2 separate regions of the Mus musculus genome follow, and region 1 is linked to region 2. Evidence: chromatin contacts called from ENCODE Hi-C or POLR2A ChIA-PET data. All regions are on one chromosome and are shown on one strand. The core of a region is the stretch at or near the end of the contact, and the rest is flanking DNA. Distances in the headings are between cores, read along the strand shown. Region 1 overlaps Plce1 (phospholipase C, epsilon 1). Region 2 holds the start of Plce1 (phospholipase C, epsilon 1).

Region 1 (3,607 bases), core at 1,080-3,579, 120 kb before region 2:
ATGACTCTATCTAAACATGGAATCATGGCATCTCTGAATATAGTAGATTCACTTCTCTTTTCCAGTCTGGATTCCTTCTACCTCATAGTCTCATGTCGTTTCCCTGTATGGGAACCTCCAGTACAACGTTAGAGTGGGACTATCTGTTTGGGCATTTTCCATCACTATGCATAGACTTAGCTGAGCAGTTTATATAGATGTACCAGCTTGAAGATGTTTCCATGTATGCACATGCATGTACACACACACACACACACACACACACACACACACACACACACACACACACGAGGAAAGGATGTTAGAGTTTGTCAGATGCTTCCTCTGTGGCTATTGGAAGGATGTGGGTTTGTCTATTATTTTACTGATAAGCATACTAAATGGGTTGGAGTTCATGCTCAAGTTTGCACTTATTTTGATCTGACAACACTATGTGTTTAATTTTGATCAGAGAAGAACGTTTATTTTCTATTTGAAATTTTGGCTCTAACTTAGCCTTGGTGTTAGATAAAAAGAGAGGACCAATTTAGATGTAACAGTAACCATGTCTTCAAGTCACAAACAATCTGATATTTTGAAAACATTTGAGTTTTGAAAAAGGAATACACACATATTTATATTAATGCAAAAACCCCTCTTTATCATCATTGTGATCATACTCATATTTTCAGCCTGTGACAGTGAGTAGCAGTTAAAAATCGCTCTACAGAATAAAGGTAAACTATGATTATTGTTTCTGACTTAGAACAAACAGACCACTGCAGAAATAAGTCAATGTCACTTAATGAGAAAAATGCATAAGGACCTAGAGACATTATTGCTTTCCCCCAGAAGGCTGAAAGAATGGCGCTGATAACATAGCTCTTGCTGACATTTGAAAGCCTCCCACTCAGCTAAGCACTACGCTTCTTATTTGCAAAAATTAAGGCATCTTAATCTTACCAAGGGAGGGTAACATTCCATCTTATAGCTGAGCAAAGTCAGAGAGCACCAGCTAATTGTCCAAATAGCCATAGGTAGTGAGAAGAACCTGAAATCTAAGCTAGATGTTGGTGGCTCCAAAGTCCGTGCTCTTAACCATTTCTCAGGATTTGGGCACCAGAATTTAACTTATCTGCAAACTCAAGATTATTCATTCCTCCTTCTGAACAGAAATGGTAACAAAGCAACTAGAAGGCATACTATGTGAATTCAACCTAGATAATATAAATGTGCTAGTCATGGGCAGAGACTATTTTATATTTAAATTATGCAGCCAGTGTGTTCATGATTATGCTTGATGATTTAAGCAAAGGCTTTTTACTGACAAAGCTAAATTCCACTTAAATAGAAAAAGAACGGCTATTAAGAAAAAGCGAAAAAAAAAGTGGCCGATGATATATTTGGGAACCTCAAGCTGGACGCACTCAGATCATCATATGGTTGTTGCATGGAGGAAGCTTGGGGCTCTACAGCTTCATGCTTAACATCATGTGCTTTGCTTGAGTTCTAGGTCAGACCACTATATTACTGTGGCTTCTTACTTACTCCATGGCCATAATACGAAATTCTGGGCCACCTTGCTGCTCCTCAGCCTGAGTTTGTAGTCCTTAGTCCTTCCTTTATCACAGTCTTTTCCTAAGAGGGCTCACCATAAGTTGTAACCATCACAGCTAAACAAATGGCTTACAAATATACAACTCTGATTTTGAACTTCTTACTGTGACCAAATCTGGACATTCCAGCCTCTCAGAGTTAAGGCAATCAAATTCCATCTAGATTTCATTTACAAAATAAATCCAACAGCTTCATTTTCTCAGACTCCAAGGCCCAGACGCATTTCTTATTTCTTCTTCTAGGTCCTGGGCCATGTTTGTGATTATCCATTAACCTCTAGTCTCAAGGGCTGGTCCTTTCTCTTCGGCGGCCTCAGCTTTCCCCTAACTTCCACCTGCATGAGTTTATATCAGCTGCTGATTGTTCTATGCTACAAAAGAATAAGGGAAATATTATAAATTCACTAGATCAAAGTGTAGTGGCTCAGAAAGGCCATTTGGTCCTGTGAGATGATGTCCCTGATGGCAACGCCAGGCAGGAGGAGGCTGGAGACCAGCCCAGTGGACTGTGTAAAGAAAACAACACCATTTATACAAGTCTGGGAGAGGCCTCACACTTCCTTCCTGGGGTCAGTTTTTTTCTGATTTGGTATAAAACAGCCATCGGACCTGAAAAGACAGCTGTTGGCTTTGTTCTTTGGGGCTCAAGCAGAACACACAAGAACAGTGTTGGCTCCTCCAGCTGGATGTGGACAGTCCGGGTTGCCAGCATCTGGTGTCTGTGAGTCCCTGCTGGCCAGCAGCCACTGCTCACTGTGCAAGCCAGGGCTGAAAGCCCAAGAGTCCTGGCACCTCTGATTGCTACAGATGCCTCCATCTACTGGAATCCTCCTAAGGTTCCATGTCAAGTAAAGAGTGCTCATGGGTATAGACTCTAAGACAGGATGGACCCAAGTTCAAATCCTGTTTGTCCACTTCCGAGTTCTTTAGCCCTATCATCAAGCTCTTTGGGTAGAGATGTTTATCTGGAAACTTCTTGTGGCTCCTCGCTTAGAGTGCAAAATATCACCAGGAGAATGGTACATGTCAACATTCTTGAGCTCTTCACATCTACCGATGTATCTTGTGTGTGTGTATGTAGGGTGGAATACACACTGCCCAAGGGTTCAAAGACCTGGAGACCTCCATGGGTTCAATGGAAAGGTTCTGGAAGGGTCATGACAGTTATGACAGTTATATCAGGGATTCTTCTCAGCCAGCTTAGACTTTCCACGGCTGTCATAGTTAGAGTTTTACTGCTGTGAACAGACACCACGACCAAGGCAATCCTTATAAGAACAGCATTTAATTGGGGCTGGCTTACAGGTTCAAAGTTCAGTCCAGTATCATCAAGGCGGGAACATGGCAGCATTCCAGTAGGCATGGTGCAGGAGGAGTGGAGAGGTCTACATCTTCACCTGAAGGCTGCTAGCCTTTAAGAGAAGATTGGCTTCCAGGTAGCTAGGATGAGGTCTTAAAGCACACCCACCCACAGTGACACACCTACTCCAACAGGGGCACACCTACTCCAACAAGGCCACACCTCCAAATAGTGCCACTCCCTGGGCCAAGCATATGCAAACCATGACATTCCACTCCCTGGCCCCCATAGGCTTGTTCAAACATATGAGTCTATGGGAACCATACCTAAACATAACATAATTAAAAATACATTTTGTTCAACTTTAAAAGTCCCCATAGTCTATAGCAGTCTCAACAATGTTAAAAGTCCAAAGGTCAAAGTCTCTTCTGAGATTCATTCAATCACTTAACCGTAATCCTCAAAGCAAGACAGGAAACCAGCTGGTCAAACTCCAAACTCTGCATCCCAATGTCTAATGTCAAAGTGGTTTTCAGATCTCCAACTCCTTTGTCATCTTTGTTGATGCAACAAACTTCTTTCCCCTGGGCTGGTTCCACTGCCTGTTAGCAGCTTTCCTCAGCAGATAGTCCATGGCTCTGGCATCTTGAACATCGTGGTGTCTCCAAGGCAATTTCAGTGTTACAGCTTCTTGTTTCAATGTCTGGGATGC
Region 2 (3,754 bases), core at 1,057-3,556:
CATTCAGAGGACCCGGAAACTTGGATGGGAATTAAAAAAAAAAGACTATTCTCATTCATCTTAGGTAGAAATTTAGCATTTCTTTAATTGTGAACTTTTACAACAAAGTTAGATAGAAGCAGAAGTAACTGATTGTGTCACCAATAAAAATAACACAGATTTTTCACATCATGTCATGGTCATTCATGGTGGATATCTTACAATATTATGCCTATTTAGGGCGAATGGTTGCCTCTATTTGACTAGATTAGAGGAATTTCCTAAATCAAGAGGCTATCACATTCCTAGGTAGCAATGAGCAGTATGGTAAGAAAGATGCACTTAAATTACCATCTCACAGCTTCAAAATCATCTTGTGTCTCATGAATGCAAATCAACATAATTTTCTCCTTTACTGATGTTTGCCATTGCATTTGGTGCATTTAAAGTGTTATTTTACATCCGTAGACTTCATTGAAGAGGTACGTACACAGCACACTCACCCCCAAAAATAAATAAATAAGTCTAAGGGAGAAGAGAGGAAAGACGGACTTAAGCTCCTTCAGGACAGTAAAACTAAAGGCCACAGTGGACCACAAAACACAAAAAAGACTTGGGAATGCCTCGCCAAAGCTAATAGACAAAGCCATTTTTCTGTCATCAGAAAATCTCTAATTTCTCCACTCCCTACATAGGCCTCTGTGTATTGCATGGCCTATATTGCTGCAGAGTCAACTCAGACTTGAGACCTATGAATTGTAATATCTAAATCCCAATAATTACAAATGACTCCTGTAAGAATCATATTTTGACAGATCTTGCTTTATCTTGTCCATTAGTTACAGCAATATAAGTAATGAAAAATCATGTTTACTGAACTAATGGAAACAGGTCCATCTGTAATCTCAAAATTCAGGAGGATCGCAAGTTCAAGGACAAGCTAGGCCATGCACATAGCAAGTTCCAGGCCTATATCCGTATGACCCTCTATCCAAAACTCCTAAAGGAGGGTGAAGGAAAGGAAGAAAAATAAGACCAAAAAAGGTGATGGGAAGAAACCCAAACTCTTACCAGGCACCACTGGGCTTCAGACAGACGTTGGCTCCCACTTTGCCTTATGTCCATTGCTGACAGAGTTCCCATTACATTCCCACAAGGCCATAGGAGACCAGCTTTCTTCTGATCAACGTAATTCCAAGCAGCTGGCCCAATACAGCCAGAAGGCAGAGTTCTCATGATGGCTCTGGTCCCAGTATACACAGACTTCTTAACTTCCCTGTCATTTTTACAAAACCTTCGGACTAACAACGTGGACCGCTCCTTTTTGCTTTTAAAAAAATCGTCTACGTCTTCACAATTGTCAGAGAAATCCTCCAGAGGGTTCAGAAAAGTCTTGGCAGCAGGACCGTGAGCAAAGCCGTCCTCGCAAAAGCCACCACCTGAGCAGACCTCATCGGCCTTTGAGCAGGAGCTTTCGAAGCACAGGTATTCATCGCGCAGCGAGGTACAGTGCTCACACTGGACTTGCCCATTCTTACTTCCACAGGTTCTTGTCAACTCCACCAGTTTGCAAGCATACGCCATGCAATTTTTATTTTGCTGCCCCCCAGGAAGAGTAACACAATTTGCACAGTCATCCAAAATCAGGTTTTCTGACAGGGTATGAAAAGCATCCGACATTGTCCTGTCAGCTTCATAATGGAAGTGAAATACCGCCGTGTTGCGGTCAGAGTGAGGTCCGCTGGACTCCATGATCCTAGGCTGACTTCCCGCAGGGCTCACGTCCATGGGAGAGTCCTCCATCTCCAGTTGAATTCCAGGGAGCACCTTCCTTTCCAGGGGAGAAGGAATTCCAGGCTGCAAACACGGGTCTTCTGTGACAGAGTCACGGGCTTCACAAAGCTGGCTCCGGGGAAACTGGTGCTGGTGGCTTTGCACTAAACTGTTGCCGTTCATCGCGTGGTTTTCCGGGGAGTCCGGTGCGTTTTCCTCCCAGCCCTCTTCGTTGGAATTCTCATCGCAGACTAGTTCCCCCCTCGCTATTGAGAAGACCTTGGACAAATCACTTCTAGACGACTCTTCCTTATGTTTGTTCCACTGTGAGATGGTAGGAGGGATGAGCGCACCCTGCCTGCCAGCACGTGCCCGAGGAATCCCCGCATCTGAGACCTTTACACTCCTCTCTTCTGCCACCGACTGGGCAGAAGCCACTTTCCTTTGAGTCACAGGGATGAGGACAGAAGCGGCCATTTCTTCCGACGTCATCTTGACCACTGTCGTTCATTCAGCTACTCTTCTGTGTTCCCTTCCCTGGCGATCATGTCCAGACAACAGATAATCTCAGATAATTCCAGTCTTTGTGCGAAGCAAGCTTGACAGTTCCTTTCATTCAGGTATATTAAGCGCCAAAGAAAACTTTCCAGTTGTAATTTCCTACAAGAACAGTTTGTTTTACACCAGTATTTCAAAACAGCAGGTCCGTTTTCTTCTTTTCTCTGTTGCCCGAAGCTAATTTTTAGAAGGATTTGGTTCGGGATCACATTCTGCGACTTGTGGCTTATTGTTAATGTGCAGGGATTTAAAAATCCAGTTTGAGTGTTTTCTGTGCCCTGTAAGAAAAGAGGTAATGTCAAACATTATGGCATTAAATCGGTTTTCAAAATCGAGTTGATAATTTTAAGTTAATGAAAACTATAGGTCAATTCTGAGGAGAGAGTTTTGCAATCAAAAGTTAGTCTGAATATTTTAAGCATGTATCATTTTGGCTTGACAATACAGAACTTCTGCTTCCAGCAAAAACGGAGTACAAAAATCAGATTTATCCTAGTGGATTAAATAAAACCCAAGCAAGAAAAAAAGAAAAAATACTAGTTTTTACACGATAAAGAGTAAAAACAAAATGTTGATATCTGAAGCAAAATAAAAATAAAGTGAGAACAGTGTAAATAAATACCTGAGCTCACTGCTTAGAGAGTTTTCAGGCCCAAATAGAACCCAATAGTGTGTGCATGTGTCTGTGTGTGTGTGTGTGTATGTATGTATGTATGTATGTATGTATGTATGTATGTGTGTGTATGTATGTGTGTGTGTGTGTGTGTGTGTGTGTGTGTGTGTGTGTGTATGTAAAAGGGAAAAAGCTAGAACTTCAGAATGGCCAAAGGCACTAGGGACATAAGACAGGAGTTGCAAAGGTAAGACAATATATTCTCATCTGAAACAATTCAAGCAAGGAAAGAATAGAGTAAGAAAAAAAACTATTAAGCAGAATTCAGTAGCAAAGAAATGTCTTCAACAAATGAAGATGAAGTAAGACCTTTTTCAGACATGCAGAGCCAAAATAATTCTAGCAGGGTTGAACTACAGAAAGTAATAAAGGAAGACCTTTGTGCAGAAGAAAAATTCTACCTATAAAGGAATAGAAGGCCTAAATGTGTTGAATATGTGTGGTTTTTTTTTCATTTTTTAAATCGCTTAGCAAGATAATTCATCATTTAAAGCAAAAATGGTGACTGTGTGTTGTAGGATTTCTTATAAACATTGAAGTGAATTGTCTGGGCGGAACAAAGGTCAAGAGCAGGGACCTGGAACAGTAATCCGACAAGGTTATTTCTATAGGAATCATTATGTGGTTGTTTAAAGGCAGACTAAAGGTGTACACTCTGATCACTTAGAAGAAAAGCACACAATTAAAATCATTAATAATTACAAAACCAAAAGGTAAACAAAGAAGATATGAGACCCAAAAAAAAAAAAAAAAGGAAAGAAATTAACAGTG

The links. A loop is a pair of places that touch in the nucleus more often than their neighbours do. ChIA-PET counts read pairs that join two places held with the same protein, here RNA polymerase II (POLR2A).
Region 1: a loop to region 2 is called in a map of T-helper 17 cell, with 1.9 times the contacts of the local background. The contact joins the enhancer-like site here to the promoter of Plce1 in region 2. A Hi-C loop is called at or near these places in 1 of 37 maps with a recorded cell type or tissue (T-helper 17 cell). POLR2A ChIA-PET finds 5 or more read pairs at or near these places in 1 of 5 experiments (Patski).

Annotation. Positions count from the first base shown.
Region 1 is chr19:38,638,627-38,642,233 of GRCm38, reverse strand. The region is part of intron 2 of Plce1 (phospholipase C, epsilon 1); the gene reads right to left. Among named protein-coding and RNA genes, the nearest start is that of Plce1, 120 kb to the right of the region's middle. Within about 2 kb of position 2,329, at least 1 of the 3 ENCODE cell types and tissues checked has a DNase peak (open chromatin) inside an H3K27ac peak, as active enhancers do.
Region 2 is chr19:38,522,749-38,526,502 of GRCm38, reverse strand. Plce1 (phospholipase C, epsilon 1) reads right to left here and starts at 2,306. Exons shown (of 32, transcript NM_019588.2): 1 at 1,051-2,306. The coding sequence starts at 2,244.